4 separate regions of the Mus musculus genome follow, and all the other regions are linked to region 1. A link is a loop called in an ENCODE intact Hi-C map of the cell type or tissue named here. Cell type or tissue: heart. All regions are shown on one strand.

What was found. Peaks named below come from ENCODE experiments on the same cell type or tissue, not always from the same donor. Only the 100,000 strongest peaks of a DNase experiment are listed, where the experiment ranks them.
Region 2: it touches region 1 in a loop (2.7-fold over the local background); 5 of 42 quality-filtered maps call a loop at or near these places.
Region 3: it touches region 1 in a loop (2.6-fold over the local background); 5 of 42 quality-filtered maps call a loop at or near these places.
Region 4: it touches region 1 in a loop (11-fold over the local background); 4 of 42 quality-filtered maps call a loop at or near these places.

What each region holds. Positions count from the first base shown.
Region 1 is chr2:31,679,385-31,687,384 of GRCm38, reverse strand. Exosc2 (exosome component 2) reads right to left here. Exons shown (of 9, transcript NM_144886.3): 8 at 7,406-7,534; 9 at 6,033-6,895. The coding sequence ends at 6,815. Gm13427 (predicted gene 13427) reads left to right here. Exons shown (of 4, transcript NR_153862.1): 3 at 5,871-6,020. Among named protein-coding and RNA genes, the nearest start is that of Gm13427, 5.1 kb to the left of the region's middle. In heart, CTCF peaks have their summits at 3,508 (motif pointing left) and 6,135 (motif pointing right); a DNase peak (open chromatin) is centred at 3,574.
Region 2 is chr2:32,129,871-32,137,870 of GRCm38, reverse strand. No RefSeq gene overlaps it. Among named protein-coding and RNA genes, the nearest start is that of Prrc2b, 17 kb to the left of the region's middle. In heart, CTCF peaks have their summits at 3,651 (motif pointing right) and 7,199 (motif pointing right); DNase peaks (open chromatin) are centred at 3,630, 5,100, 6,270 and 7,970; H3K4me3 peaks cover 2,857 bases; H3K27ac peaks cover 4,647 bases.
Region 3 is chr2:32,147,165-32,155,164 of GRCm38, reverse strand. Prrc2b (proline-rich coiled-coil 2B) reads right to left here and starts at 4,017. Exons shown (of 32, transcript NM_001159634.1): 1 at 3,874-4,017. In heart, a CTCF peak has its summit at 4,211 (motif pointing left); DNase peaks (open chromatin) are centred at 674, 1,754, 2,804, 4,084 and 4 weaker places; H3K4me3 peaks cover 4,912 bases; H3K27ac peaks cover 4,881 bases.
Region 4 is chr2:31,843,063-31,851,062 of GRCm38, reverse strand. It overlaps Fibcd1 (fibrinogen C domain containing 1), which reads left to right and starts at 5,058. Exons shown (of 7, transcript NM_178887.4): 1 at 5,058-5,352. The coding sequence starts at 5,281. In heart, a CTCF peak has its summit at 3,007 (motif pointing right); no DNase peak of the experiment used is centred here; H3K4me3 peaks cover 2,326 bases; H3K27ac peaks cover 1,610 bases; H3K27me3 peaks cover 5,630 bases.

The DNA of each region.
Region 1 (8,000 bases):
ACCCACGCCTTTAATGCCAGCACTCGGGAGGCAGAGGCAGACGGATCTCCGTGAGTTCGATGCCAGCCTGGTCTATAGAGCAAGTTGCAGGACAGCCCGGACTACACTGTTATCAAAACAAAACAAAACAACAGAAACAAAAGTCACTTGAAATACTGTGAAGCAAATGAAAATTTGTGCCCAGATTTAGAACTGGAGTTTATAAATTCACTCACAGAATAATATGATTGTCACATTATTTGAATTGCAGTTTGGCTGTCCAGGTTTCTCTTAAATTGTACGGCCAGTCTTCAAATAGGTGTCCTGGCTTCTCTGATTATCTATCTATGCTCACCCTGATGACTGTAATTTTTCTTTTTTTTTTTCTTTTTTTAAAATATTTATTTATTTATTATATGTAAGTATACTGTAGTGTGTCTTCAGACACTCCAGAAGAGAGCATCAGATTTCGTTACAGATGGTTGTGAGCCACCATGTGGTTGCTGGGATTTGAACTCAGGACCTTTGGAAGAGCAGGCAGTGCTCTTAACCACTGAGCGATCTCACCAGCCCCCTATTTATTATGTGTATGTAAGTACACTGTAGCTGTCTTCAGACACACCAGTAGAGGGTGCCAGATGACATTACAGATGGTTGTAAGTCACCATGTGGTTGCTGGGATTTGAACTCAGGACCTTCATAAGAACAGTCAGTGCTCTTAACCGCTGAGCCATCTCTCCAGCCCCAATTTCTTTCTTTTGAATAGTCTATTTTTTAATTCCTGTCCCTGCTTTAACCATTTCCTTTCCCTACCCACATTTTTCATTCTCTGGTTGAACTTTAAATAAACAAGCAAATTGCAACTTTTAAAAAGATATTTTATTTATAAACATGTATGTGTACTTGACTGACTTTATGTGCACCACTATCATGTCTGTTGCTAACAGACTCTAAAGGGCATCAGAACCCCTGGATGAGACATAGTTATGAGCTGGACACCAAACCCAGATCATCCGCAAAAGCAGTAAGTGCTCCTGATTGAACCACCCTTCAGCACCTGGAACTGCAACTCTTCAATAACTATTTCTTGAACTAACATTACTCAGTTTGGGCTTTTGAGAGGATTTCCAGCCCAGGCTGCCCTTAATCTCTGAGAGTGCCCTTGCACTTCTGATCTCTCTGCAACCAGCTCACAAGGGCCGGGGTTACAGGTATGTTCTACCAAGCCTGGTGTAAGCCGTGCTAGGGATGGAACCTAGAGCCTCAAGAATGCCAGGCAAGTGCCCTACCAAAGTGGCTACACCACCATTCCTGGTAATGGGCACCCATTTCCTAAGCACCCGTTCCTGCTGCTGCTGCTGGCCTACAGCACTGAATAGTGCTTCTTACCCTGCGGGAATACAAAGGCAGAAGCAGGCAGTCGGTTGGCAAAAGAAGCAGTGATCCAAAGATCAGTTTGGGAGCTGCAGAGATGCTCAGCTGCTATAATGCACTGGCTGCTCCTCCAGATGACCCAGGTTTTAATTCCCAGCACCCACATGGTAACTTACAACCACATGTAACTCCAAGAGATCTGATGCCCTGCTGGCCTTGGAGGGGACCTGGCACACCATGTGGTACAGAGACATACAAGCAGACAAAATACCCATACACCCTTAGAAGACAATCAGTCTCAGTGCAGCAAACTACACTCCTGGGTCAGCAGGAGTTTCAGCTGTTCCACCCTGGGCTCACACCTGGCTTTGGCACCCTCTTAAAGCTGCATCCCGTCCTTCATTCAATTGCCTGGGACTCGTGTCAGTTTCTCCTCTAAATTGGCTTCCTCACCTAAAAGCAAGGGACATTGTTGCTTACTGTCCGGTATTCTTGAGATGAATTTGCCCTTGGTTTCCCAGCCTCAGGCGTGCCTCTCCCCTCACTGCAGGGCTGTGCAGAAGAACCCTTCTCCCATACCATCAGCGTTCAACCCCACTTTTCTTTCAGATAAGCTCCAAGCCCCACTTGTAATTTTCCTCCAAGAGAAGTACTTTTTTTTTTTTTTTTTTTTTTTTTTTTTTTTTTTTTTTTTTTTGGATTTGCTCTTTTTTGAGACAGGGTTTCTCTGTGTAGCTCTGGCTGTCCTGGAACTCATTCTGTAGACCAGGCTGGCCTCCAAATCAGAGATGTGCCTGCCTGCCGCTCTGGTGATGGGATCAAAGGTGTGCACTACTACCATCCAGCTTATCTGTTCCTCCTAAAGACTTATTTTTGACTGACTTGAGAGGCTTTCGGTGTGGACAGTCTACATCTCCTGGAAATCTGTCCCTGGGGTTTTTCTTTGGTCTCCTTCATTGTCTTGCCCAAAAGTTTAGCATATTCTGCAGCTAGACTCCTCCTCGTGTGTCTTAGTACTGTTTGTTTCTTCAGGCCAGCGCGTGGATGCTTATGCTGCAGGATAGTGAAGAACTGGCACTGAAGCTTGGCCTTCTGGTCCCGAGCTTCCTTCCTTCTTCATGGGTTTCTTTCTCTTTTTTTAAAGATTTATTATTTTACATATATATGTAAATACACTGTAGCTGTCTTCAGACACACCAAAAGAGGGTGTCAGATCTCTTTACAGATGGTTGTGAGCCACCAGGGCAAGCTGGAGAGGGCAAGTGCAAGTCTGTGTGGATGCCAATCTGAGTGTTTCAACTGGTTTCTGTAAGAAAAAGGGCATGAAAGAGACCCACGACTGACACATCCTGCTGCACCTTGGCTGGTGGGTCCAAAAGAGCTGTCAGAATCTGAAAGCTTTAGTCTCGAAAGAAGGTGGTTCCCACCACATTAGAAACCCATGGGCTGGAGAGATGGCTCAGTGGTTAAGAGCACTGCCTGACCTTCCGAAGTTCCTGAGTTCAAATCCCAGCAATCACATTGTGGCTCACAGCCATCTATTATGGGATCTGATGCCCTCTTCTGGTGTGTCTGAAAAGAGCTACACTATACCACATATAAGTCTTTAAAAAAAAATAAAATTATAAAATAAAAAAAAAAGGTATGAAGCTTGTGTTCACCATCCACTTCACTGAGTTTCTGATGACTGCTGGCTGGGAAGGATATATTCAGCCATCTTGACCAAGCTGACTGCCTAGGAGGCACCGTGACAAATAAGATACACTACTTTTTAACACTGGAAAACCTTTAAGGGTTCAAACTGCAGAATGCAGAGCGCAGCAGGTATCTGACAGGTTTTAGTTGGTTGGCTTAGTTTGGGTTTTTTGGGACAAGGTTTCTCTGGGTAACAACCCTGGCTGTCCTGGAACTCATCTTATAGACCAGGCTGTCCTGTGACTCATAAAAGGTCTGTCAGTCTCTGCCTCCCAGCAGTTCACCTCGGCTTTAAAGCAATGTTTGATGCATCTTGTACAGCTCATATAACTTTCATTAAAAGTTGTTCAATTCAATCTAATTTTATCCTTACTTTCATAAAGCAAAGCTCAGTAACAAAATTTCAGGTTTTTCTTACACCAACTGTAGTTAAGCTTGCCAGCAGTGCCCTCTGCTGGGCTATGAAAGCACATATCCAGTGAAGATGCTTTTGGGTTTCAGTGTCTTGCCAACAGCTTGGGAGAAACAGGTAAGGACAAAGAGACAGGCTCCCATTCCCAGCCCCGTAAGAGGTGGACAACTGCTGGGCAGTGGTGGCACATGTCTTTAATCCCAGCACTTGGGAGGCAGAGGCCAGGTGGATTTCTGAGTTTGAGGCCAGCCTAGTCTAAAAAGTGCCAGGACAGCCAGGGCTACACAAAGAAACCTTTCTCAAAAAAAAAAAAAAAAAAAAAGAGGTGGACAACCTGGAAACTTCTGAAATTTGAGAAAGGCAAACCCACCTGAAGTTGCAGACTCAGGGAATTCAGTTATCTGTGGATCCCTCAAACATGGGTTAAATTAAAAGTTGTCATCTATAACACTGTCTCAGAAACACACATATGCAAAGTTGTCTAGCGATGGTGCTATGATGATTAATCTTGATTGTAAATGTGATAGGATTTGAATCACCATGGAAACGGACCTCCAGACTGCTGTACTGTCAGCTTCTAGACTGGGGTGAGGTGGGAAGCAGCATCATCATTTCACTGGCTAGAGCTTGGGCTGGGTACAGAAGAGAAAGGCAAGCACAGGCATTCACCTGTTCCTGCTGTGGATACGATGTGACTTCACATGACAACTGCTATGTTAGATGAGTTAGCTCCTGTCACCAGGACAGACTGGGCAGCCCTAACTAGAGTGGGTAGATTATTGAAAATTGTAAAAACAAGCCAGGCAGTGGTGGCGCACGCTTTTAATCCCTGCACTTGGGAGGCAGAGGCAGGCAGATTTCTGAGTTCGAGGCCAGCCTGGTCTACAGAGTGAGTCCCAGGACAGCCAGGGCTACACGGAGAAACCCTGTGTGAAAAAACAAAACAAAACAAAACAAACAAAATATATATATATATATATAAAACAAAAAACAAAACAAACAAAAGCTAGGCACATCTTAATCCCAGCACCTAGAAGAGGAAGGTGAAAGGTGGTGAGTCTCTTGTGAGCTTGAGGCTAGCTTGGTTAGCATAGTGAGTTCCAGGACAGCCAGGGCTACATAGAAATAGCCTGTCTCCAAAAAAGAAATAAAAAACTAAAGATAGAAAGAAAGGAAGTTGGAAGGGGGACTTGTTGGAGGTCCAGGAAGAGTTGGGCCTGGAAAACTGGGGGGATGGACATGATCAAAATATACAGTACACATTTATGAAATTATTTTTTGTTGTTTGGGGCCTTTATTTATTTTGGGTTGATTGTTGTTTTTTGTTGGTTTTTTTTTTTTTGAAACAGGGTTTTTCTGTGTAGCCCTGGCTGTCTTGTAACCTGCTCTGTAGACCAGGCTGGCCTCAAACTCAGAGATCTGCCTGCCTCTGCCTCCAGAGTACTGAGATTAAAGGTGTACCACCACTCTCCAGCTGTTTTGGTTTTTTGAGACAGTCTCTATATAACCTTGGCTATGTAAACCAGGCTGGACTTAAACTCAAGAGATCCACCATACCCAGCATCCAAACAAATTTTTAGAATGTTAATTAACTGGGCCATTGCTCAGTGATGCCCTTGCCTAGTAGTATAAACAAGGCGCTAGGTTTCATCCCTAGCCTCAGTAAAAATGTTTTGAGCCAGTTTAATGGCTCATGGGTTAGAGTGATTACTGTCACGCCTGATGCCCCTGGGACCCACATGGCAGGCAAGAACGGATTCATCCAAGTTGTCCTGACTTCCATACACATGCACTCACACCAATGCACATAAATAAACATGAAAGAAAAACAATGTTAACTGAAGAAGTGTAACTCAGGGCACCATTATGGGTAATGTTTAGTGAGCCACTCTCTGTAGCCCAGCTTGGCCTCATCCCCTGCTTCTGTCCCCATATGGAATCACAGGCCGTGCTACCTACCATGCTGGCGAGGCCATTTTAAACTGTCAGAAGGAAAGCAAGCATGGAAACCTGCACTCTATGCCAAGGACTTGTATCCTGTCCCCTTTGAATCACTATTGAAAAGTTAATACATCACCATTTCAATTACACAGAACTTGGCTTTTCCCAACTCGTTTTTCTGTTTTCTCTCTCTCTTTTTTTTTTTCCTTCCTTTTTTTTCTTTTGTTTTTTTTCTCGAGACAAGGGTTTCTCTGTATAGTCCTGGCTGTCCTGGAACTCACTTTGTAGACCAGGTTGGCCTCGAACTCAGAAATCCGCCTGCCTCTGCCTCCCCAGTGCTGGCATGTGCCACCACGCCTGGCTCGTTTTTTTCTGTTTTCTTATCAGAGCATCAGAAACCACTATTTGCCCAGAATATTTATTCTCCGTCATCACCAGTGGCTCAGCTTTTTACAAACCACTCTCACAGGCGGGAAAAACACAAAAGGCCAGCCAGTTCCTGCTGGTGGACATGCTGAAGGAGGACCTGAGATGCTAAAGAAACAGCTCACACACAAGGGGAAGGAAGCCCAGGTAGAGGGTATGGATCCCTCGAACCTGTCAGCAGACGGAACACGCGGTGAGACTCCAACAAAGGCTGCTACCTCCCTTTATTCTCTTTTTTTTTTTTTTTTTTTTAAAGATTTATTTATTATATGTAAGTACACTGAAGCTGTCTTCAGACACTCCAGAAGAGGGCGCCAGATCTCGTAACGGATGGTTGTGAGCCACCATGTGGTTGCTGGGATTTGAACTCCTGACCTTCGGAAGAGCAGTCGGGTGCTCTTACCCACTGAGCCATCTCACCAGCCCTCCCTTTATTCTCATATCCACTTGACTCTGGCCTGACTCCACCACCTTCTCTCCAACCACACACTTGTGCATTAAAGGAGACAGAGCGGAAGTGGAAAGAGACCATTCTCGATGGCACTGCCATGTCTTTGTCTTTGGTTTTCTTTTTTCTGGGGTTAGGGTAAGGCTGGAAATGGAACTTGGGAACTTGCACATTTTAGGAAGTGGTCCACTCCTGAGATACATCCCCAGGTCACCATGTTTTCTACCAGGACAGTTTCATGGGGCATTACATTGTGTGGGGTGATTGGAAGTCATAAATTCTCCAAGTTATTCCAAGGTAAGTCAGCATCAGGCCGGGACACTGTGCTCTGAAAGACCTAAAACTACTGGGACCCAAGAGCCCAACCCACCATTACCTCCCCCTAGTTTTCTCTCAGAACAGAAAGACAGGCCTGGCTCTGCAGCCCCACTGCAGGTGAGGAATGTGTTTGTCAGATGCTCCTTGGGGACCACATGGCAGAGTTTTCACTCCCAAAACTGGCCCAGGGGGTGCCCAGTCCCATCCTTCAGCTCTCGGCCTCATCCCTCCTGGTCCAAAAGCCTCTGGCGTGTTTCCAGCATGATCTCCTCCATTACTTCCGGTTTTAAGATATCCTTGATCTGAAGAAAATAGGAAACGGTATTCGTTCATTCAGAAATACCCATCAAGTCAGCTAGAACGAGGGAATGAAGCCTGGCTAGTATACGCCTTCTGCATTATGCAATCCGACCAAGCAAGCACACAAGCCCAGCTCCAGAAAGCCAGACAGCAAGGTGCTCTCAGAGAGCTGACATCAGAGCTCTTCTGTCAGTCACCAGATGATGTTAACGTTAAAAAAAAAAAAAAAAAAAAAAAAAAAAAAGTCAAGTAAAAGATGTCTGAATTTTGGGACAGGCATGATAACTGTAGAAAGCTATTATGATAAAAAATCCTGTCTGGCATCTCCATCCTAAATCAGATTCCTAGCATGGGGCTAGACATTGAGAAGACTGGAAATATCCCAGGAATATGAATATGGCAGGGACTCATTAAGGTTGCCTCCAGGCCAGTTCCTGCCTGGGTTATGGGAAACAAAGTGGAACACTGAAGAAACACAGGAGCAGCTCACACGCAGGGAGGAGTCTGGGTACCTGATGCGCAAGGGAGGCCTCATAGCAGTACAGGATGCTGGTGTCGAACAGCATCATTCTCTGAGTTACCAGCAAGACTACACAGTTCCGAAGCCGGGAGATCACCTCTCGATCACTAAGAGCTACGGGCTACACAAGGACACAAAGAGGAAGGGAAAAAAAATACAAACAGGATCAGATAAGCAAACAGCCACAGAAGCCACAGAAGAGAGAAATCACATTTCCACCATGGAACCTCATGTCCCCCAAACAACAAACCGTGGAATTGTTCACTTTTTAAATGTGTACACGTACAACTTCATGTATGCATATGCTCCTAAGTTCAAATGCACGTGGAGGTCAGGGGCCAACCTTGAGCATCATCCTAAGAACGCCATCCACCTCCTTTGTCTTATCGGCAAGTCCCAGGGGTGGTCCTACCTCCACCTCCCCAGTGCTGGGATTTCATGTACACCTCCAAACCTGACATTGTCACCCACTTCCTCATGCTCACAATGGAAGTGCTTTACCAACTGAGCCATCTCCGCGCTCCCTGTTACCTCTGCAGTGGCTGTTTGGCTGTTACCCTGCAACTTTGCGATGTTCACCAGCAAAG
Region 2 (8,000 bases), 450 kb before region 1:
CGAGTTTGGAACCCAGGCTTGGTAACTTAGTAAGCAGCTAGGAGCAGTCAGTCCCCTGCAGATACAGAACACCGGGCTGTCTGTCTTGTGTTTCAGAGACGGGGTTTCTCACTCAAGTCACGCTCTGTCTGGGCAGCGAGCTGCTGAAGTCATCCTCCTGTCTCCGCCTTTCCAGCTCTGCGGTTTTCCACCACGCATGGTGCTGGAGATTGAAATCACGTCCTCCTGCCTTCATGGCTAGCCGTTTTCCCACCGAACTCTTTCCTTAGCCACCACTAGTCAAAGGCCAGTTGCTGGGCGGCCTTATTAACCGGTCTCTGGTGGCAGGAGAGGAACTTCAGGGGAAGTGTAACCAGCCAAAGGCTTTGCAAAGTTGGTCTGAAGTTCTGAGGCCTGTAGAAAGCGAATCGTACCCAACCACATTTTGTTATTGATCTTGTTTGGTTTTTTGTTTTTCCAAGGCAAAATCCTCTCTATAGTCTTGTTTGTCCTGGTTCTGACTTAAAAAAAACACCAGGTATGAACATGAGGCACATGTATACGTGCAGACAAAATACTCATGCACATCAAATACATATCTAACAAAACCACAAAATAATAATAAAAGTGGAGAGCTATTAGGAAGGCATGTAAGGTCGCCTGTGGCCTCCAGGAGTTCATGCAGAAATGTTATAAATTAGCTGGGCGGTGGTGGCACACGCCTTTAATCCCAGCATTTGGGAGGCAGAGGGAGGATTTCTGAGTTCGAGGCCAGCCTGGTCAACAAAATGAGTTCCAGGACAGCCAGGGATACAGAGAAACCCTGTCTCAAAAACCAAACAAACAAACAAACAAAAAGTTATAAATTTGTCAAAGTGGACCAACTGTCCTCAGAGAAATGAGAATACTTGTACACAAAAGTTTATAACAGCTGTGACCAGAAAGATGTACCCACCCTCATTAGTCCCCAGCTCATGTGTGTTGTTACTGGACCTGCGTGGGGAATGGGCGGGTGTGACTAAGGATCCCAGCAAATACAGTGGAATCCTTGGGGCTGACAACAGTTGCAGAGGTGATTGATGGTTGTGCTCTTGGGACATGAGGAAGGGACCATGAGCTAAGGGACTAACGATAAACTCGACAGCATTTGGATCTCTTAAGAAGCAGACTGAAGGCTGGAAGATGGCTCAACGGGTAAGAGCACTGACTGCTCTTGCAAAGGTCCTGAGTTCAAATCCCAGCAACCACATGGTGGCTCACAACCACCTGTAATGAGATCTGACGCCCTCTTCTGGTGCATCTGAAGCCAGCTACAGTGTACTTAGATATAATAATAAATAAATCTTTAAAAAAAAAGATTGTTTTAAAAAGAAAGGAAGAAAGAAAGAAAGCAAGCAAGCAAGCAAGCCGGGCATGGTGGCGCACACCTTTAATACCAGCACTTGGGAGGCAGAGGCAGGCAGATTTCTGAGTTCAAGGACAGCCTGGTCTACAAAGTGAATTCCAGGACAGCCAGGGCTATACAGAGAAACCCTGTCTTGAAAAACCAAAAAAAAAAAAAGAAGAAGAAGAAGAAAAAGAAGAAGCAGCAGCAGCAGACTGGGTCAGGAGTTAGGGGTGGGGGAGGCTTAGAGGACAGGGTCACAAACGGCCTGAGAAAATTAAAACATGAAGGTATCATTTCTTATAAAAATAATTTTATTTTATGTGCATTGATGTGAGGGTGTCAGATCCCCTGAAACTGGAGGTACAGACAGTTATGAACTTCATGTGGTTGCTGGGAATTGAACCCAGGTCCTTGGAAGAGCAGCCAGTGCTCTTAGCCACTGAGGCATTTTTTTTTTTCCAAGACAGGGGTTTCTCTGTATAGCCCTGGTGATCCTGGAACTCGCTCTGTTGTAGACCAGGCTAGCCTTAAACTCAGAGATCCACCTGCCTCTGCCTCCTGAGTCTGAGTGCTGGGATTAAAGGTGTGCACCACCTTGGCCCAGCCTGTCAAAACAACAGAAAAACAACAAAACTGTAACAAATAAAACAGCAGCAATCTGTGGAGGATCTGAAATTTAGTTCTTCATCAGCAAATATCAAAAGCTGACAGAGCCAGGCTGCCACAAGTCCTCTGTCAGCAGACAGGGCTCCACACAGATGATGCAGATGACACTGGCATGTGCTGCCACCAAAAGTAACATTTGATTGTGAGTCTTACTCTGTAGCCCAGGCTGGTATTGAACCCATAGCAATCTTCTTGCCAGCCTCATGTCTGAGTCAGCATGGCTCCATGGAGAGTTTGAAGCCATCATGGTCTATATGAGACCCCATCTCCAAACAATATATATATATATATATATATATTTGCAACAGAGTAGAGTCAGATGCAGTGGGATAGAGACAGGGGGTTGAGAGTTTGAGGCCAGCCTGGCCTACACAAGGAAATTTCACTAACAAAACCAAAGAATCCAGAAACCAAACCATATACATAGATAGATAGATAGATAGATAGATAGATAGATAGAAAGAAAGAAAGAAAGAAAGAAAGAGGGTTTCTCTGTATAGTCCTGGCTCCCTGACTTACTCTGTAGACCAGGCTGGCCTCAAATCTGCCTCCCAAGCACTGGGATGAAAACCATTCACCACCACTGCTTAGCTATGCCAGGCGTGGTGGCGCACGCCTTTAAACCCAGCACTCGGGAGGCAGAGGCAGGCAGATTTCTGAGTTTGAGGCCAGCCTGGTCTACAGAGAGAGTTCTAGGACAGCCAGGGCTTCGCAGAGAAACCCTGTCTCGAAAATAAATAAATAAATAAATAAATAAACAAGACAAAAGGCCTCCTGCGTTCGTACCACTATCTCTTATTGAATTTAAGCTTATATAGCTTTTACCTAGCTTTGTATGTAGTGTGTGTGTGTGATCCCTGAAGTTGACATTGGGACTTTCCTCCAACAGCTTCCATTTTATGCACTGAGGTGGGGTCTCTCACTGAATCTGGAGCGCTACAGTTCTGGCTAGTCTAGCCAGCTGGTTTGTTCCTGGGATTCCCCCCGGCTTTTTACCTGGGTTCTGGGGATCTGAATTCTGGGGTCCTTCAGGTTCCTCTACTTTCCCAGCAAACCCATTTTTCACTGAGTCATCTCCCTGGCCCAAGAGTAAAACTGTCTCTTCTTACTTTCTCCGAGGCAGGAGCTGTGGTCTGTATCCACCTATGGAATGTCCCCTACTCACTCCCTAGCCTGTTTCCCTCCTCTTCCTAGGGGAGCTCTCAGCAGCAGCAGGAATCCTTCCCCTACCCCATGCCTTTCCTGACTGACTCCTTGGAAATGCTGCCATGTAAGGCTCTGCAAGAAATGCCACTCCCCCCAGGACCTCAACACCTTCCTGGGTCAAGATTCCTGGCTGAATGCAGGCTGGCACTTACCCAGGGTCCTCTGCTTTTAATTCTTGTCCCTCCTGTGATGGGATTCCAATGGCCTTCCATACAAAGCCTTTACATCTTACCCTTCCCTGCACCTCTCTTCTGATCAGGGCCTTCCTTGCCATCCAGGTTCTATGAAACTTCCTGGGGCTCCTCCAGACATCAAGTCTAGACATCTAGACTGTTATAGCATGTCCTGCAGCGCCCTCACCTGCCTTCAATAAATCTCCAGCAAACACTCACCTTCTCTAGAGAGAGGAGTGCTATGCTGAGGATGACCAGCAGGGGGTGCCACAAGCTCTATATTTATTCCAGTTACGGTCTTCTGTGGCCAGCACTGGGCTCTAAAGATCTGGAAAAAGGGTACTTCTCCACCAGAATACAGAGACTGGGTACAGAGAGGAGTTCAGGGAATATTGATTAAGTTGAGCATGATCTAGACATTGGGGAACAGGCAGAAGGACTGTATGTTTAAGGTCAGCCTGGGCTACAGTGCAAGAATGTCTTACAACAAAAGGTCCCGGGGTGTGGTGGGCTCCAGTACTCAGGAGGCAAGGGTAGGGGGATCTCAGTGAGTCTAGAGCCAGCCTGATGTACATAGCAAGTTCAAGGCTAGCCACAGATACATGATGAGACTCTGCTGAGGGAGAGATGACTCCGCTGGCAAGCCTCTTGCCACACAATCATGAAGGCCTGGATCTGGGTCCCTAAATACCTGCCTGGCAGCCAGGTGCTGCAGTGTATGTCTGTAACCTCCACACTGGTGGTGCGGCAGAAACAAGGAAACCTCTGGATTTCACTGGCTACCATTACCCATCTGGTCAATTTTTGCTTCAGTAAGAGATCCTGCCTCAAAAAACAAGATGGAGCGCTGTTCTGGAAGACACCTGATGTCAGCCTCCGGCCTCAACACTGCACATGCATTGCTCATTGGGCACACACACACACTACATACAAAGCTAGGCAAAAGCTATATAAGCTTAAATTCAATAAGAGATAGTGGTAGGAATGCAGGAGGCCTTTTGTCTTTTTTATTTATTTATTTATTTATTTATTTATTTATGTATGTATTTTCGAGACAGGGTTTCTCTGCGAAGCCCTGGCTGTCCTAGAACTCTCTCTGTAGACCAGGCTGGCCTCAAACTCAGAAATTCACCCGCCTCTGCCCCCCAAGTGCTGGGATCAAAGGTGTGTGCCACCACGCCCGGCTATTTATTTATTATATCTAAGTACACTGTAGCTGTCACACCAGAAAAGGGCATCAGATCTCATTACAGATGGTTGTGAGCCACCATGTGGTTGCCGGGAATCGAACTCAGGACCTCTGGAAGAGCAGTCAGTGCTCTAAACCGCTGAGCTATCTCTCCAGCCCATTGTTTTATTTTTAATGGTTCCAGGCTTTATTACATTGCAAAGGTTAGGGCTAGGGACTTGGGTACTGTAGGTACTTTAGTTTGCTAGAGACACTGTAACAACCCACAGAAGTGTATTACCTCACAGTTTAGGGGATCAGTGGGCCAAAGGTAAGGTGTGAAGACCTAGGGAAAGGCTGTCTAGGTCTGGCTCCGCCCTCTCGTCTGGCCCCTCCCTTCCGCCTGGGTCTTCCCTTCCCCCTAGCCCCTCCCTCCGTCCTGACCTTCCCTCTCATCTGGCCCCTCCCTTCCCTCTGGGTCCTCCCTTCCCCCAGCCCCTCCCTCCGTCCTGACCTTCCCTCACATCTGGACCCTCCCTTCCGTCTGGCCCCTCCCTCCCATTTGGCCACGCCCTCCCGTCTGGCCTCTCCCTCTCGGTAGCCTCTGGCTCCTTTTCCTTGCCTTATGAAAGCATCGCTGCCTCCTTCCATCTGTGCTCTTCTCTCTGCTCGGAGAACTCCCTGCCTGCCCCCTCGTATGTGCTTTCAATTGGCTCTATTTTTTTCCCACTTTTTTTTTTTTTTTTTTTTTTTGGAGGCAAGGTCTCTCAGTGAACCTGGACTTCACCATGTTAGTTTGACTGTGTGGCCAGCATGCCCCCAGGACTCTGCTGTCTCTGTCCCCCCAGAGCGGGATTGCAGATGTACACTGTTGCCCCCGGCTTTTACACAGGTGCCAAGGGGCCGACCTCAGCTCCTCACACCTGCACAGTAAGCACTTGGCCACTGAGCAGTGCTCCCAGGCCCTAACTTCACCAGTTCCGTTTGTTAGGTCTGAGGCTCAAACCCTGGACATGGTGTGAAGTGGGTTTTTTGTTTGTTTGTTTGTTTGTTTTGTTTTGTTTTGTTTTAACCACTGGAACTGAACTTCAGATCTGCCTCTTGTTTTTTCTCTAAAATGTATTTATTTGTGTGTGAATGTTTTCTCGGAGTTGGTTCTCTCTTTCCACCATGTAGGGCCTGAGCATTGAACCAACTTGTCAGCTTGGTGCAAATGCAGTTATCTGTTGAACTATCATACAGGAGGACTCCTGCCGTTTGTTTATGCTGTGGCTTTTTTTTTTTTTTTAAATAAGGTGATCTTAGTAAGCTAGGGTAACCTTATTTTAGCTTCTTCTTATGGCTGTAAAGACAAAATAAGGTCACATCTGGGGGCCTAGGGTTAGGTCCCCAACACATCTACTTTAGGGGGTGCACAGTTCAACTGCTAAACCTCTGTAAGCTAAGAGGGCCAGACAGTAAGTGGGCTAAGTTTTCAGACCCAGGACCAACATCACATCCCTGGGACAGAGCTCCATTTATCATGTCTCTACTGCACACCCTGGTTAGGGTCAGGATGGATGCTCATGGCTGGGCTAGAGGGTATAAGAGCTCTCTTCAGGATCCCCAAGCTGGGGCTAGCTGGAGGTCTGTGCATTGTGGACAGGCTGGGGGTTAGCCCTGGCTAATGTTGCAGATGGGAAAGACTGAGGTTAGCTTCAGGACACAAAGGTAGTAGTGGATGGGCCAGGCTTGGACGGGAGTTGCTGACACTGGTCCCTACGGCCACGCAGCCTGGGATCACTGCTCTGCATCTGACTCCTCTAATTGTGACACTTAGCCTTCTGTGTCTCATTGCCTCCTGTCTCTGGCTCTACTCCAACCCGGATAACCTTGACCTGCGTGGGCTTTACGGCCTCTGAGAGGGCCCTCTACTCTTGCTTATCAGTCATGGATTCCATGGCTGCCTCCTCCTGTCCCTCTCTTCAAAACCTCCCCACAAGGTCTCAGGCCTCTTTGCAGATAAAGACTCAGGAGGTCAGAGACCTTGTGGTTTGTCCAACGTTGAGAGTCCAGACCCCAGGGCTCGGCGGCTCACAGGTACCCAAATCATTCTGTCAGATCTTTTGAGCTTCCAAAGGGAAGGGGAGAGGGGACCCCATCTCCATTTTCAGTCTACTGTGCTGTGTATATGTAACAGTGGCTTGGATCAGAAAGGATACCTTACAGGGGCTAAAGACTAGAGAGAGAGAGAGAGAGAGAGAGAGAGAGAGAGAGAGAACGAACTGCCCTAGCATGCAGGAGGTCCAGGCTTCCATCCCCAGCACCCAGTAAGCCAGAGTTCATCCCAAGGATGGGCAAACCAGTCTGTCTGGTCTTTCGTGCTCCTCTGGAAAGGAGGGGGCATATTTGTTTATTCTATGATTCTAGCACTTGGGAGGAGGAGGAAGGAAGGTCACTTTCAGCTAAATAGAGAATTGCAGGCCAGCCTGGGCTATAAAAGATCCTGTCTCACAAGAAAAGGCAGAAAAAAAAAAGAAAGAAAGAATGAGAGGAGGGAGGGAAAAATAAAAACTCAAAGAAACCAAAAAAGAAACAGACATGAATCCACGAACGCAGAGCCTGCCGCAACAACAGCCTGTGAACACTAGAGGGCTCAGGACGACAGAAACCCAATCCAGAATGTGCTGACAGCAAGGAGTGTGGAGATCCAAAGATACAGTAACAGGGATGACAAGATGTGAGTTCCAAGACTTGCCCTTGTGACAACTACTTCATTTTGTCCTCACAGCAAAACCAGAAGTGAGAAGTCTCAGTAAGATTCCCACTTTACAGCTGGGAGTGGTGGCGCACACTTTTAATCCCAGCACTCGGGAGGCAGAGGCAGACGGATTTCTGAGTTCGAGGCCAGCCTGGTCTATAGAGTGAGTTCCAGGACAGCCAGGGCTATACAGAGAAAACCCTGTCTTGAAAAACCAAAAAAAAAAAAAAAAAAAAAAAAAAAAAAAGATTCCCACTTTACAGCGAGAAACAAAAGCCCACTCTTATTAAGTGAACCCTTACAGGTCACCACATTAGAAACCAGAGGCTGGGGTTGAACTTGGCTCTGGCTTTATTACCCTGATGTTGTCCTCTCCTCCATCCCCCCTTTCATCTTCCCTCCCAGGTCCCCTTCAGCTGGCTCTCTTAAGTCCTGAGATCTATAAAGGACTGCTTAAGGCTGGAGAGGCTTACCCCTATGATTCCTTCTAGAGAAGGTGGGCTCGGGGCAGCGGGGAGTTGGGGGAGGGGAGGCGTGAGGAAGCAGTCAGGAGCTGTGGGACGGAGCTATGGATACAGGGAGGCCCTGTCTGGAAGTCTTCTGACTGGCCGCTGGCAGAGCTGGTCTCCTGGGAACTGGCCAGGGCTATTAATACAGAGCTGAGTCAGGGGGCCCTTGAGT
Region 3 (8,000 bases), 470 kb before region 1:
ACCCCAAGACAGAAATGTCTCAGGAGGGGAAAGACGGGTAACAACAACTGAACTGCCTAGCAAACTGCAAGATTAAATAAATCAGCAGGTACACAAAACACAACATTCACAGGAAAAACCAAGTTGTCAGCTGTGCACAGTGCACGTATGTAGAGTGTTCCAGTTGCGAAGACGCCAGGACACTCACAGCAGTTCTCTCCAGTTAGCGGGTGGGGTAGGTGAATTGTATCTGTATTTTCTTAAATCCTTGTCAATGTTTTCTAATGTTTTTTTCTTCAGGAATCACGTTTACTAGGGGCTGGGAAACGTTATTTTAAAGGCCCTTGCATAATGGCAGGGAAATCCCTGAGCACCCGAGGATTGGCTTCTCCCAGAGCCAAAGAGGAAGAAGCCAATAGTCAGAGAGGAGGGAGAAAGGGGGGGGGGGGGCACAAAGGCAAACATGCCAGACAATAGCCCCTGGAGGTGGACTTCACCCTGCACAGCCACCTCCTACCGCCATGAGAAGCCCCACACACCAGCATCTCTACAGAATCCATGAAGTTCTGGAAAGATTATAACAGATGGGGGAAAAGTACAATGGAAAACAAAGCAAAGCAAGCAAGCCACCAAGGCAAACACCCCCCTGGAGCACAGATTTCCCACAGGCCCGCCTATGTAAACAGCAGTGTCACCTGTGGTGAGGCCCAGGCCTGCCAGCTCCCAAGTGAGGATGCCAAAGGGCCCCTGTGAAACCTAAAGGCTCATGGTAAACAATGTCCCCGCTCCAGGAGGCTAACCACCTATCTCTCCCCACGGCTTCCAGCACCACTAGCCCTGTGAGGCCCCATCCCAACGTTCCCAAGTCTACCCAAACCCAAGTAGTAGTAATAATAATAATGACTGAAGGCTGAGGGTTGGCTTAGTAGTAAGGGTGACTGTGGCCAAACCTGACAACCTGAGTTTGATCCTGAGGAACCGCGGGATAGAAAGCTAGCGCCAACTCCCACAGGTTGCCCTGGGACCACCACTGGAGGACCATGGTACACAAGCAGAGACACACTCAATAAATATAATCGACTATAATTCAAAAGAAGTCTTAAACTTACTTAGCCCTGCCTTTGTATACAATACTCAAAAGCAAACAAAACAAGGCTCGCAGCACAGAGTCCAACGGGTGTCTGCTGGAAATATTCTTTCTTTTCTTCTTTCTTTTTTAAGAGGAAAAAAAAAACTGTACTGTTTTAAGACCTGTTCCGGCCAGGCCCTATTAATACCTGCTGGCCTGTAACTTGATCTGAACATTTGACAGCAGAGGAGCCTCATTATGGAAGTTAGAAATGCATGCACTGGACCTCCCAGCCTTTTCTGGTTTGAAATAGAAACTAACCCTGAAATGATCAATCTTAAACGCTGGAACAAAGGGAGATGGAACCAACCCACAGCCATTAGCTGGGAGCTGGTACTCTGTGTGAGGCAAAGGGGGGGGGGGGCTTTAAAAGACAATAAAATGATCTTTCTGAGAAAAAGAAACCGGGCGGGTGGGTGGGAGAGAGTCGAAATTCAAACAGGATGGAGGGTAGCGGAGTAAAGCCAAGGCTCAGGAACCAGTTCCGACCGGCCATTCCAGAAACTCCACTCTCCTAAGGCTTTTGACTCTCAAGTGCCCAGGGATTTCCCCTCCCTCACCCTCTCCTTCCCACGGAAGAGTGGGGAGGACCAGAGCAGGCCCCACATGAGCAGCGAGCTCCGCCAGGAATTACAATCCTGGGGGCAGGGACAGTAGACTTCAACCTTCCCTAATCCACCAGCCACAGGCAGACCAGGACCAGACTGGCAAGGGAGGTCAGACAGCAAGGATGAGCCAAATGGCAAGTGTAGAAAAGGCCCTGGAGGGGACATGGAAGCGCCTTAAACTCAGCAAATGATTAAGGCAAATGAAGCAACACCACACACACACACACACACACACACACCTCTCCCTCCCAGACTGCAAGTCACTGTCTATCCAACTGGAAACCAGCAAGTTAACCAGGGCTCTCCAAGAGCCAAGGCCTACGTCACCACACAGAGTGAGACCAATATCTGTCTCCCCATTCATTATCTGAAACCCTTCCATGGTCTCCCACTAGCAGCGGAATCTAGCTGAGCTCCCCTGGACCTTTAAGCCAGCCCTGAAACAATTTGCTGGTCACAGCATTTGCAGGGGGTCCCCAATTCCACAAGCCACAACACGAGGAAAAGTCAGGATTTAAAAGGAACTAACAAAACCAAGGAACCTGCGAGAATGTCCATGTCTACCACCTTCCCAGGACAGAAACGCTCTGCTGTGAACCTTACCGGAGGCTCCCACGAGATACAGCAGGAGTCTTATTATTCCCATTTTATAGATGCAAGAGCTGGGGCTCAGAGACTTGGGTAAAGTCACTCAAGAGGACCTGAACATGGCTCCAAGAGGGACACTTGCCTGAACAAGCTGAAGGCTCCCCGAACAATTATTTGCCCATCCCCAAGGAGGGCAGTTCTCTTCCAAAGTCAAGACTCCCGAGTTCCTGTCTCTTCTCCTATCCATCCTATACAATTCCAGCCCACTGAAAGCCAGACAACCCCCTGCTCTGACGGGGGCTACTAACGCAGTCCGTGCCTCCTCCCCACTGAGGCCCAGCACTAACCAAAGTACCTACGGATGTGGGTATTTTGTTGGGTTTTCACCATGTAGCCCAGGCTGACCTGGAACTTCCAGCAGTCCTACATCACCCAATGTTTTGAATCCCTTCTCCAACGCTGCCACTTCAAACCAGCACCTGTGGCATGCCCCAGCATGGATGACACCACAAGTGGCCAGCCTTCTGTCCTAGGTTGACAGCACAGAGTAACTACAGAGCACCGACGGCTTGCCAAGTCATGCCTCTCTGCCTGTGAAGGCTGAGTAGTCCCTCGGTGGCAGCAAGCATCCCACTCCACAGCCTGTACCCCTCAGGTCCCAGCTTGCACCACGACGGTGCAGACATTACGATACAAAGCAAGCCCCTGCGGTTGTACTGCTGAGAAAGGGCGCTGAGGCTTCAGACAGACGGACAGAAAACCCAAGTGAGATATACAACGCAAACAGACAACACACCGAAATACACGCTAACCTTTCCAGGAAAGAAAAAACGTAGGTGAAATTTAACTACCCTGCAAAAGACAGCTTTATAAAGGTTTCTCCCAGGCAGCCATTTAGCAAATGACACACTCCGGAGAGCATCGGCGCCCCCCTTCTCCCACTTCCTTCAAGCTCACCATTGCCTGGGGAAGGGGGGCGACACCTATTCTTGCCTAACAGTGGGCTTCATCCCCCCACGATATTTACAAAGAAGAAAGGAAAGCAGCAGCGTCCACTTTTATGCAGGCAGATCCTCTCCAGAGAGGCCCACCATCTATCTCAATAGGTCTGCATTTCTCTCTTAAAAGGTAGACGAAGAAAAAGAAACAAACAAAAAAATCAATCTGGCAGGCCCCGAGCAGCGACATCCTGTTTATCATTAAACATTTTTAGCAGCGGCTCCGGGTGCCGTGAAAACACCACCCCGCTTCCCTCAGCCGAACCCACCCGAGCCGGGGCGGCGCTCGGCCTGCGGTTCCGGGCGGCCTCGGGGTCCCGCGTCCCCCACCCCGGCCGACAAGGCCGCCGTCCCCGGGCGCAGGAGAGCCCTCGGGCTCGATCCCGACCCCGAGCCTTGCCCAGCCCCGCTCGGCCCGCCGTCCTCCCGCCCTGGCCGCGAAGACACAACAATGGCGAGCTGGGGAGCGCCGAGCAGGCCGCCCAGGCCGCAGCCCCGCGCCCGCCGCAGCGCACCGCCGCGGAGACAAAGCGCAACCCCGGCCTCTGCCCTGGCCCCGGCCCCGGCCCACCTGGTCTGCGTCCGCGCGCGACGGGCCCGGGCGATGGCGGTCGGGCGGCGGCCGGGCGCGGGGGCGGCGGATGGCGGCGGATTGCGCGGCGGCGGCGCGGGGCTCGGCGCTCTGCGCTCCTGCCTCTGCCTCCTCCTCCTCCTCCCGCTCCTCGGCGCTCGCTGGAGCCTCGGCGCTGTGGCTCGCCGCCGCCTCCCGCCCGCGCTCGGCTCCCCGCCCCCCGCCGCCGCCGCCTCCGCCTCCGCGCCGCCCCCGCCCGCCGCCCGCACGGTGGCCCGCGCAGCGCCCCCTGCTGCGTCGCCCCTGTCCCGGGAGGGAGGGCGGGGGAGAGGAGGAGGGAGAGCGCGGGGAGCGAGCTGGGCCGCGGTGCAGAGGGGCTGCGGAAGAGAGGGACCTAGATGGAGAGGAGGCTCGGCTGGAGAGGGGACGCGGTGGAGAGGGACCTTGATGGACAAGGGGCTTACGTGGAGAGGAGGCCGAGGTGGAGAAGGGGCCCAAATGGAAAGACCTTGATGAAGAAGGGGCCTAGGTGGAGAGGGACCTTGATGGAGAAGGGGCCTAGGTGGAGAGAGACCTTGATGGAGAAGAGGCCTTGGTGGAGAGGGACCTTGATGGAGAAGAGGCCTTGGTGGAGAGGGACTTTGATGGAGAAGGGGCCTAGGTGGAAAGGAACCAGGAGAAGGAGGAAGCCCTGGTGCAAAGAGGCTGCAATGGAGAGGACGGCTCAAATGGAGAAAAAGTAAAGGAACTGGGGGGAGAGGGGGATCCCAGTAGCAAGATACATGGATGGAGATGGGGTCCCAAATCAGAGGGGTCTTCATGGAGAGAGGCTCCTGGTGAAGAGGAATCTCAACGGAGAGTGGATCTGGTTGAAGACCACCCCCACCCATGGAGAAGGCCTCCTCCATGGGTGGGGGAGGGGCTCTTGAAAGAAGCAGACATAGACTGGGAGGGGACCCCAGGGAGAGCTCTGGGGTGAGAATGCAAAAGGGTGGGGAGAATGGGGAGGACTCAGCACCCTAAAAGGCAGGGGATGCAGACCTGAGAGGGAGGGGGGCTCAGAAGAGGGACTGAACTTGGATCCTGCTCCCACCACCCCCAGAGCTCTAGAGCCTCTTGACAGACAAACCTGACAGCCTGACAGTCCTGACCTGTTAGAATGTGTGGAGGGAGAGGGGGATCCCAGTGGCAAGATACATGCAGGAAACACGCAGAAGTGGTACGGCAGAAGTGGTACGGCAGAAGTGGTACGGCAGAAGTGGTTCGTTGCACCATTCCACAGCAAGGTCTCCCTTCCATAACAAGTGCACCGTATAGACACTTCACCTTTTTTTGTTGTTGTTTTATTTTGTTTTGTTTTTCAAGACAGGGTTTCTCTGTGTATCCCTGGCTGTCCTGGAACTCACTCTGTAGACCAGGCTGCCCTCAAACTCAGAAATCTGCCTGCCTCTGTCTCCCAAGTGCTGGAATTAAAGGCTTGCACCACCACTGCCCGGCCACTTCACCCTTTTTAAAACATGACATAAACCACCCCACTTGGGTGTGTATTCGTGTGAATGCAGAACAAAAGGCCTGGGAGAGAGACTGGCTCCCTTCGAGGTTACTGTGCAGTGCTAGGTTCTCCTTATCTATTCCAGATATCCTAGCAATTAAAAATAACATTCAAGAAACAAGAACATATATATGGCTGGAGAGATGGCTCCTCAGTGGTTAAGAGCACTGACTGCTCTCCCAGAGGTCCTGAGTTCAAATCCCAGCAACCACATGGTGGCTCACAACCAGCTGTAATGGGGTCTGCCCTGTTCTGGTGTAAAATAAATAAATCAATCAATCAATCAATCAATCTTAATTAAAAAGAAATAGTTGGTGATGTAACTCAGTTGTAGACTTTGTCGCTTCAATGCAGGAGGCCCTGGGTTCAGCTACTCAGAAGAAAAGTGTGGGACCATCTTAGGCACTCTCCTGAAGAGACTAAATCCCAGCTGCTATGGTGTCCTCTGTTAGTGGGCTGGGCTTGTCTGGTTTAATGCCAACTCTGAAGCACTTATTATTGTAAGAAAAAAGAGGGACTGAGAGGATATACAGCTTTTCCAAGGCCGCTCAACTAGGTCCTGGAAAAAAACAAAAACCATTTCAATGGAATGCCAAGCCCAGTGTCTGGGGCATGTTCTTTTGGGTAGTTTTATAATTTTCTTTTTTTTTTCTTTTTTCTTTTTTCTTTTTTTTGGTTTTTCGAGACAGGGTTTCTCTGTGCAGTCCTGAACACTCTGTAGACCAGGCTGGCCTCGAACTCAGAAATCCACCTGCCTCTGCCTCCCGAGTGCTGGGATCAAAGGCGTGTGCCACCACGTCTGGCACTATAATTTTCTTATGCTTTCCCAACATTACTGCTTTCTATCCATGACAACTTCTATGTATCTCCTCTCTAGGATAAACCTGCTAGCCAGACAGTGGTGGCACATGCCTGTAATCCCAATCTTGGAGAAGCTGAAGCAAGAGGATTGCTGCTAATTTGAGACCAGACTCAGCTACATAGTGAGCCTTAGAACAGCTAGAGCTATGTAGCGAGACCCTATTTCAAATATAAATCAGTACATCAGGATGCAGCAGTGTAGACAGGTATGGAATCCCAGCACCTAGGAGAAAGAGGCAAGAGTCAGAAGTTCAAAGCCATCCTGAGCTACATAGGAAGCTAGAGGCCAGTCTGGGTTACAGCATAACATGGAACTTGTGATCCTCCTGCCTCCACCTCCCCAAGTGCAGGATTACACGTGTGTTGCCCACTCAGTGCTGAGGATCAAACCTAGGGCTTTGTATGTGCTAGGTCAACTGAGCTACAGGCCCCTTCCCCCAGCCCTGGATTCTCACTTCACCCTCACCAAGCACAAAAGATAGACACCAATGCTCTTCCCATCGGGCAGGGAAGAAAGGCAGACTTGTAGCAAGTACAATAAACCCATCCCCACCATCAGTGACACCCAGTTCCAACCTGAGTATGTAAGCTGATATGGCCAGAGGGGTTTCTGGGAATTTGTGGTGTTTTGAATTCTGGGTACTTTTAAGAGGGTATATAAATGCTAGGGCCTCTATAGGTGGGGTGAGTGGTTGTGGGTCATTAAGGGAAGGTGTTGGCTGTGATTTGTTAATAGTCCTGCACAAAGAAGAAACAAAAGGAAAGACATTAGATTCAGGGATTCAGAGAGAAAGATCTCTCTCTCTCTCTCTCTTCCCTTTATCCTTCACTCCTATCTAGTGATAGGGGGTGAACTGCGGTGGGGGAATAAAGAGTGGAAAAAAGAAGAACCCAGTGGCAAAGACTAGCTACATTGGGCCATTCAGAAAAATGTGTATGGGCCGGGGAGTGGTCAGAGGTGGAGCACATACATGCTTAGCATGGAGGAGCTTGGTTTCCTGCTAGCAACCAGAAAAATAAAGACTGAAAATACATATGTTAACTAAGGTTGGCAGTAACAGACCTGTAACCACAGCACACGTGCGCGAGCACACACATACATACATGCACCCATGAGCACACATGCACAGGCAGGAGCACACACATGCACAGTCACGTTTAAAATGGTCTAGTGAGCAAGGCCTCTGAGCTATCACATGTCTTCAATCCAGAAGCTGGTGGGTTAATGAAAGTTCAAAGTTCACCTAATCTACATAGCGAGTTCCAAGACCACCCCACCAAAAGAAAAAGAAAAAGAGAATGCTAGTGGAGATGTTTAAAAAATAAAAGAAAGATATGTGTGGTTGTGCTTCATGCTGTGGTCTCAGCACTCGGGATATAGAGGCATGATTACCACAATTTAAAAGCCACCCTCATTTACATAGAGGATTTTAGGCCAGGGTTACACATAGCAAGACTTTAGCCTCTACCCAAAAAAAAAAAAAAAAAAAAAAAAGAAACTAAATTTTCACTTTCGGGGAGGCGGGCAGAGGTTGCCATAGAACCCCCTTTCCAGGCTGAGCTACATTGCCTGTCTGTGAGATAAAGTGAATTTTAGCTATATAGCTGGCTGTATTTAGCCACAGGTCCCACATTCTCAGATTCAACCTGATGTGGATCAACAATCTTTGTTGTTGTTGTTGTTTTGTTTTTTCGAGACTGGGTTTCTCTCTAT
Region 4 (8,000 bases), 160 kb before region 1:
ATATCTCAGAGGATCTGGGCAAAGTGCTAGGGACACAGGGATGGACAGTGCAGGTGCCATTTATGAAAGGGCAGTACTGTCCAGCTCCCGGCACCAGCGCTGGCCGTCACAGCTCAGCTTTGGCGCATGCTCCTCCAGTAATGTAACATAGGACGGACTAACCTCAAGAGTCGAAGGACGCTGACCAGTGAACTTGAGGCATGGACATACAGCAGCTCTCTCTCTCTCTCTCTCTCTCTCTCTCTCTCACACACACACACACACACACACACACATTATACACATACTTGGTCTCTGCTAATTCTTGCCTCTGATGGCAGCCTCTGGCTTGTCATCATGTTGACAAAGCAAAAGTAAAAAAAAAAAAAAAAAAAGAAAGAAAGAAAGAAATCCATCCCGTCACTCGGACTCCCCCACCCTTGCCCAGCTTGGCAGCCCCCACCCACCCCCGCCTTTGTATTATGAGTTTGTGTCAAGGTATGTTGGATTCTAAATTAAATGTCAGCCCACTGTACATTTCTGGCTCCAGTGCAGAAAATGAGGCGCTGGCGCTGGAGCCCATCCAGTTGTTCAGCTCTCCGCGTCTCACCAAGAGGGTGACAAGCCCACTGAATCACTGCACAGCACCTTCCCATGCCAAGGGGAGCCAGGATGAATTTATTTTTAATGATAAATGTGACTGTCAGAAGTGAGTCGAAACCGCTTTACCAGAAGAGTGAAGTGCCCCGGGCGGTGAACGGGGAGAGGTGGGTGGACAAGGGCCAGAGGTCTTGACCTCCTGGCCCACTGCCTCCAGGTCTCCGGAGACAGGCAGGAGACAGGCACATTTGACATGCAGCCCACGTTCCGGAGCTCTGCTGCATTCAATGCTCTCTGGGAATATCAGAGCCCAGCAAGGCTGAGACTCTTGTGCTCCAGCAGAGCACAGCCCAGGATTCAAATTCTGGATCTACCAGCTACTGTGTGATCTTGGCCAAGGTATTGAGCCTCTCTGATCTTCAGTTGCCTTGTCTTTATTTTTTTTTTTTAATTAGGTATTTTCCTCGTTTACATTTCCAATGCTATCCCAAAAGTCCCCCATACCCACCCCCCTAATCCCCTACCCACCCACTCCCCCTTTTTGGCCCTGGCGTTCCCCTGTACTGGGGCATATAAAGTTTGCAAGTCCAAAGGGCCTCTCTTTCCAGTGATGGCTGACTAGGCCATCTTTTGATACATATGCAGCTAGAGACAAGAGCTCCGGGGTACTGGTTAGTTCATATTGTTGTTCCACTTATAGGGTTGCAGATCCCTTTAGCTCCTTGGGTACTTTCTCTAGCTCCTCCATTGGGGGCCGTGTGACCCATCCAATAGCTGACTGTGAGCATCCACTTCTGTGTTTGCTAGGCCCCGGCATAGTCTCACAAGAGACAGCTATGTCTGGGTCCTTACAGCAAAATCTTGCTAGTGTATGCAATGGTGTCAGCGTTTGGAAGCTGATTATGGGATGGATCCCTGGATATGGCAATCACTAGATGGTCCATCCTTTCGTCACAGCTCCAAATTTTGTCTCTTGCCTTGTCTTTAAAACGGGCATATTGCCACAATTCACAGGTCTTTGGAGAGTAGACCTGAGTGAAATCTGTTCATACTGACAATGAATAATGTTCCACATGTGAGAAACGATGGGCCTTACTAGACGACGACTTGGCATTAACCACATGGTTTTAGATTGTTGGGTAAATTATTTAACTATATTTCTGACTCTGCTTCACATCCTTGAATGAGACTAGCGATAGCTCTGATCTGTTGGGGTAGCTGGTGCCCCATGCAGGACTGTATGGAAGGGTGATGCTCCACAGATGGCGACCACTGAGGCTAGTCCAGAGGCATGTTGTTACTCCAGGCCCCCAGCTACTCTCCTCTTTGTCTCTCTTCACTTCTGTCCTCACCATCTATCCAGTACCCCTCCCAGTGAAGACAGCCAGCAGCTATGACTCCCCCACGGCACTGCAGTGAGGACCCCTGGGGAGGACAGCTACCTTGGGCCAGCTGACATCTTGCGATTGATGGATCCATGTTCAGAAGGAAGGGCAGGACCTGGCCAGACCCTCTCTCTAGAATCTCAACTAAAATTTCCAGACTGAAACTGCCTGATAGTTGGAGTTCTCACGCTCAGGGGACTTGGGGAAGGGAGGAGGAGGAGCAAGAGGCGGAGGAGGAGGAGGAGGAGGAGGAGGAGGGGGAGGGGGAGGGGAGGGGGAGGGGGAGGGGAGGGGGAGGGGGAGGGGGAGGAGGACAGCCACCACCACCACCCTGAATACATGGTGAGCCAGAGAGGTGGGATCAGAGTGCCAGAGAGTTCTGGATTAAGTCTTTGGTTTTGTTTTTTTGTTTTGTTTTGTTTTGTTTTGTTTTGTTTTGTTTTTCGAGATGGGGTTTCTTTGCAGCCCTGGCTGTCCTGGAGACCAGGCTGGCCTTGAACTCAGAAATCTGCCTGCCTCTGCCTCCCAAGTGCTGGGATTAAAGGCGTGCGCCACCACACCCAGCTGGATTAAGTCTTTGTAGTTCAGGAGTCCTGGGTTCCGTGAAGCCCTGCCTGGTCCCTGAGCTGGCTAAAAGGCTGCATCTGCAGAGGCCAGCATGCTTAGCTCAGCCATACTTGTCCCTGTCACTTGGCCCCTATCAGCCTGGCAAGAAGTCACAGCACACAGGCACAGTGTTGGTCTGCTCTGCTCTGTGGCTCCTCCCAGGAGCTTCTCCTGCATCCGTGCATCCCGTTCACACCTCCCCATGGGGCTGATGGGCCTGTGTACACTAGGGGCTGGTGCTGTGTACAGGGGCTGAGTGTGCTCCTGCCAACCCAGGGCCACCACTGATCGTCCTAGTGTCAACTGAGCTGAGAGCACAGCTGTGGCAGAGTGGAGATAGGGCAAGGCCACCCCTATCTGCACTCCAGCAGACAGGAGAACTGGGGACTCTTGCTGAGTTGGTGACAGGTCCCAGCAGCAAACACTGCTGGGAGGAGCCACTAGGTGGCCCCCGCTTACCTGTCCTTCCTCAGACCCAGAAGCAGAATGTCCTGAAGGCGCCCATGCACACCTGCGTGTGTCTCCCATTCAGAGTTTGGCCTCCCTTGTCTTAACCATCAAAGTGGCGTCCCCTGAACCAAGTATCACCATCCTAAACAGGCTGACAGCTCTCCGTGTACACCCAGGGACCTTTGGACCACATCTCCAGACCAGGACTGCCCAGGGTGATTTTTAGTGTACACCTTGCCTAGCTCTTCCCGGGGAACTGCAGAATCAGACTTGGGATCCTTAATTAATGCTTGCTTCTTATTTATTTATTTATTTATTTATTTATTTATTTATTTATTTATTTATTTATTTATTTATCTATATGAGTACACTGTAGCTGTCTTCAGACATATACCAGAAATGTGCATCAGATCTCATTACAGCTGGTTGTGAGCCACCATGTGATTGCTGGGAGTTGAACTCAGGACTTCTGGAAGAGCAGCCAGGGCTCTTAACTGCTGAGCTACCTCTCCATCCCTAATGCCTGCTTCTTGTGAGGGCGCTGGGAAGCCTTCGTCCATTTCCATCCTTGCTTGCTCAATGAGGAAACAGGTTCCGAGAGAGCAGAAGCCTGCCTGCGTTTATAGCGGGAAGTATGAACCCCAGCTAACACTAACCCCTCAGATGCTTATGTATGGTGCCTGCCTCTGAACCCCGGAAGAGAGAGCCCTTCAGAGTGAGGTGCTGTTAACCCTTTGGATACAAGGGGAACCTGAGTCAAGAGAGGTTCAGTGGCCAGTAATCACAGTTTCCTGCTTAGGCCTGAAGGATCTCTGGGTCACCTACAACCCTCTTAAGTGATGAGGGAGCATGGGGGAGGGGTGTGTGCAGGGCGACACATGTTCATCCTCTAGGATGTGGGCTTCTGACCCCAGCCTGGGGTGACTGGGCAGTAAGTAACTCCGGCAGCTTACTGTCCGGAAGCCGGGCTGGGACCGCGGGAGACCCCAGCCACCCGGAACACTGGAAGTGCAGACTGTGGGATCCAGTTTCTGGCTGGTGACAGTCTGGAAGGGCACGTGGCCACAGTGCCTAGCTTCAGCTGTGGTCCCGGGACCACTCTGTCTGTGTTAGGCTCGGGCCCCACCCTCGCAAAGCCTGCCCCACGCTTGCCAGGCACCTAGAGGGACGAGAAGAGGGACGTAGACGAAGATGAGGCAACAGACTGGAAACCGGTGGGAGAGAGACGACGCCGGTGCCAGGGAACAGCAAGGCGGCCAGAGCGCCCCGAAGCCGGAAAACAGCTTTAAGAAATAGCGGGGGGCCCAGGCGTCTCTGCGGAGCTGGGGGGAAGGGCGGCTGGCGGGGCTCGGCGTGGGGCGCGTGGGAGCCACGCGGTCGGAGTCACAACAGCAGCTCGTTAACCGCGCAGATTAAGGACTTTGTCAATTACCTCCGAAGGCTGCTCGGGCGGATTAAACGCTTTAAAAAGTGTTGCTAGTGGGAGGGACGACTGAGAAGCCCCCACTGGTGGCTCAGATCCCTCCTCCCGCGGTTGGGATAGCTCCAGGCCGGCTTGGGGGGGGCGGGGCGGAGCGAGGTGTTGTTCGGGACTCCGGGTGGGCAGATGCCATAGGGGCCAGCCTGGCTGCGGAGTCGGGGACTCCAGCACCAGGCCACAGGGCTGGAGATTAGCGGGCCACGCGCACACTTGCCCCGGGACTGGAACCTCGGAGCCCCGAAAGGGTCACACGGTCTCTGCCTAGCCCCTTCCTAGGGACTTAGACGAGTCCCACCCGAGAGGAAGTTTGCGCGGGGCGCCGCAGGGCGCGCAGGTTCCTCGAGGAGCCCGTGGCTGTCGTCACGCTCGCTGCTGCTGAATAGTCCTCCTCACCCCCCAGCGACCGGGCTAGAGCGGGAGTCACTCTTAGAGCCCTCGGGGGGCGCGCGCGCGTGCTCGGGAAGCCGCGGGGAGCAATAAAAGGCCCTGAGGGTCCGAGACGAAGACGCGGAGACTGAGCCGGGAGGAAGAGGGCGGAGCGCGCGGGAGGCGCGGGAGCGGGACGCGGGGACGGCGCGGCGCGGGCGGCTCTCGGAGGCTCGCGCCCGCGCTCCCAGCAATCACACGCGCTCACACGCAGCCTAGCTGGCGGCCGCCGCTCCCGGGCCACCCCGGATCCCCGGCACCGAGGGGACCTCCTGCGAGTGCAACGCACCCTGTGCACCCCTCGCCTCCTTTGCACTCGCCCTTGCCCCGCAACCCCGCTGGTCTTGCTGGAAGATGGTCCACGAGCGGTGGAAGACCGTGGGCAGCGCGTCCCAACTTGAGGACCGACCGCGCGACAAACCGCAGGTACCCACGGGCGCGGGGACGGGTGTGGGGGCTGGAGTTTGGTGAGCTTGTGCAGAGCTTAGTGGGAGCACCTGCTCTCCTCCTCCCCTCAGCGGAGTCTTGAACTCTGGGCTCCCTGCAGAAGGCACCCGCTGCAGCCAGTCCCCACCCCCACCGGAGACCCCTGTGCTTGCTTGTGCAGAGGGAAGAGAAGACCTATAGTTGGTTGTGGATCAGCCCTTCAGTTGGGGACAGCCAACAGATGACCGCGCGCAGAGTCCCGTTCGCCCACAGCCTCAATGGGGGTCCTCCTCACTTGAAATTCCTTAACCTGTGCCAGGCGCCCCGCACATCTTTCCAGGCTTCAAGAACAGGACCGGCCCCCCAGATCCGCCCTCTTTACCTAGGCGCCCAAATTCAATTGGGGAACAGTAAATATTAATCTCCTATAAGAAGCCTAGGCACTGTGATTCTCTGACTTTCAGGAGAGCAAGGCTCAGAGAGGTCCCGCTGCAGCCCGAGGCCACGAAGCCCTACAGGGATTTGAACCTGGGTCTGGCTGATCCTCTCTCCCTACTGCCTCTGCAGGGACAGTGAAGTGTCCCGGCTTGGAGGATGCCCAGGGCTGTGCACTGCACCAGCTGGGACAGAACAGGGAGGGGCTGCTGAGGTACTGGGCATCCGGAGTCGGAAGCAGAGGGGTGGCCGCAGGACTGCCCCAGGCTGGGCCATCAAGGGACTGGCATAGACAAGCGAATTGAGGAGGCCGTTTGCCAAGGAGAGCAGATAATGGGGCTGCCCGTTTTAAATTTTAAATTTCTCCCAGACAGATGTCACTGGGGAAGGAACAGTGAGAGTTTGCAACCAGAGAAGGAGGAGGTGGCAGGGGTGGGCGTGGCCACTCCTCACTAATCAAAGCTGCAACCTGCCTTTCTTTCCGAGTAACACTGGTCTGGTAAGGGGACCGGCTAGCTTGTTTGCAAAGCTGGCTCTTCACTAGTATACACTTCCCATATCCCAGATGAAGATCAGGGAGGTTGAATATGCCCAAGCCACACAGCATGTGGGCCAGAGAGCAGGGACTCTACTTTTCTAACCTCAGACTGGTTCCATTGCCTCCCTGGGTGGTCTGTCCCCCTTCTTAACTCTTCCAGTCTTCACTGTGTCCCCAGGTGGCAGGGCCCTTCCTGCTGAGATCTTAAAGGAGCAGTGGAAACTTCAAGGCTACCCCAACCTGGTCCAGTCTTCCTTCCTTTTGGTATCTTAAAGATCCTGACTGCTATTTGCCTCCCTGGGCCGGATCCCACGTCCAGACATGTGCTTTCTCATTTGATTGACACCACCAGGCCTCCAAACACTGCACACCCAGGGACACCCTACCTGTTCTACAGAGGGTAGGAAAGAGGCTGCTCCCTCTTGGAGGCCTCCCTGGTTGCCTGGGGTAGGGCTCTTAGTCCAGGCAATTTCATTGTTTTTTAAATTGTGCCCCTAGCTCTAGTTCCCTGGGGCCACAAGTTCCCCCATTGCCCCCTGCCATTGCCTTTTCCAGAAGCCCAGCTGAGGTAAGGGCCATTGCTGAGGTCAGATGCTTGAAACTTCGCCAAGAGGAGCATGGGAGAGGAGGGATGGGGATTTCTGGGGAGTCTGCTAGAAATGGGGCTTCAAGGTGTCATGGGCCAGGTATGGCCTCCTGGACTCTGCTGCCCCTGGGAACCAGCTCCCAGCTGCACCAGGTAGAGCCCAGCTGGGCCTATGCTGGGTATGGGGGTATTAGTCACCCCTTCCATCCTCCGTGCCCGCTGTGTGTTGTTGTGGTCACAGGAGGCAGGGATGGGAGGGAGAGAGGTGTGCCTCAGCACCCCTGGGGCCTTCTTCCTTGTTTTCTTGTCATATTGTGGTCCCTGACATGCTTGTGTTCCTTGCTGGTGCATCTGTGAGAGGGACCAACCCTTCCCTCTTCTTCCTCACACCCCCTGAGCTGCCGAGGAAGACCAGTGAGCTTCTGGTGTATTTGTAAACCTCGGCGTGCCACGCACCCACACAGGCTGGTTCTCCCTGCCACAGCTCCTCTCTTTGCTCCCAGGGTGGGATAAGTGCAGTCTCTTCCCACTGGAAGGAGACTGCTCCAGCACCAGGCTAGCTCACACCCTTGCCTGTCATGTCTTGGTCACACCACCCTAAGAGACTGCAGATATAACAGATGAGGCGGCTGGGGCTAGGCTCTCTGGTAGGGGGACCAAACCTGTGAGCTCTGGAAGCAGATGGGGCAAAGGGGAAGGGACAGAGGGAGGGGGGCACCCTGTTCTTCCTGAACCGGCTGCTTCCAGAGCTTGGTCACTTAGCCAGGCCTGAGCGTAGCATAGGTTTTCACCCTTCCTCCCGGGCAGGTATGGCTGCTCCTGGGAATCTCCTTGGGCCTGCTCTTCCTGGCTGTTTCAGAACTGTCTCCTCATTGGATGGATGACCTTGGCCAAGTGGCTGATTCCAACTTCATTAGGGTATCATTCCTACCCCCTGTACAGGAAGGGTCTTGTGGACCTTTGGGCAGGAAGACGAGGTCTAGTCAGGTGTTCAAATATAAGACTCTAGAACTACACATGGGCTTCCCCTGGGATCTCTGTAAGGTGTCACCCTGGACCATCTCCTTGGAGGGAGTGGTGACTTCTTGC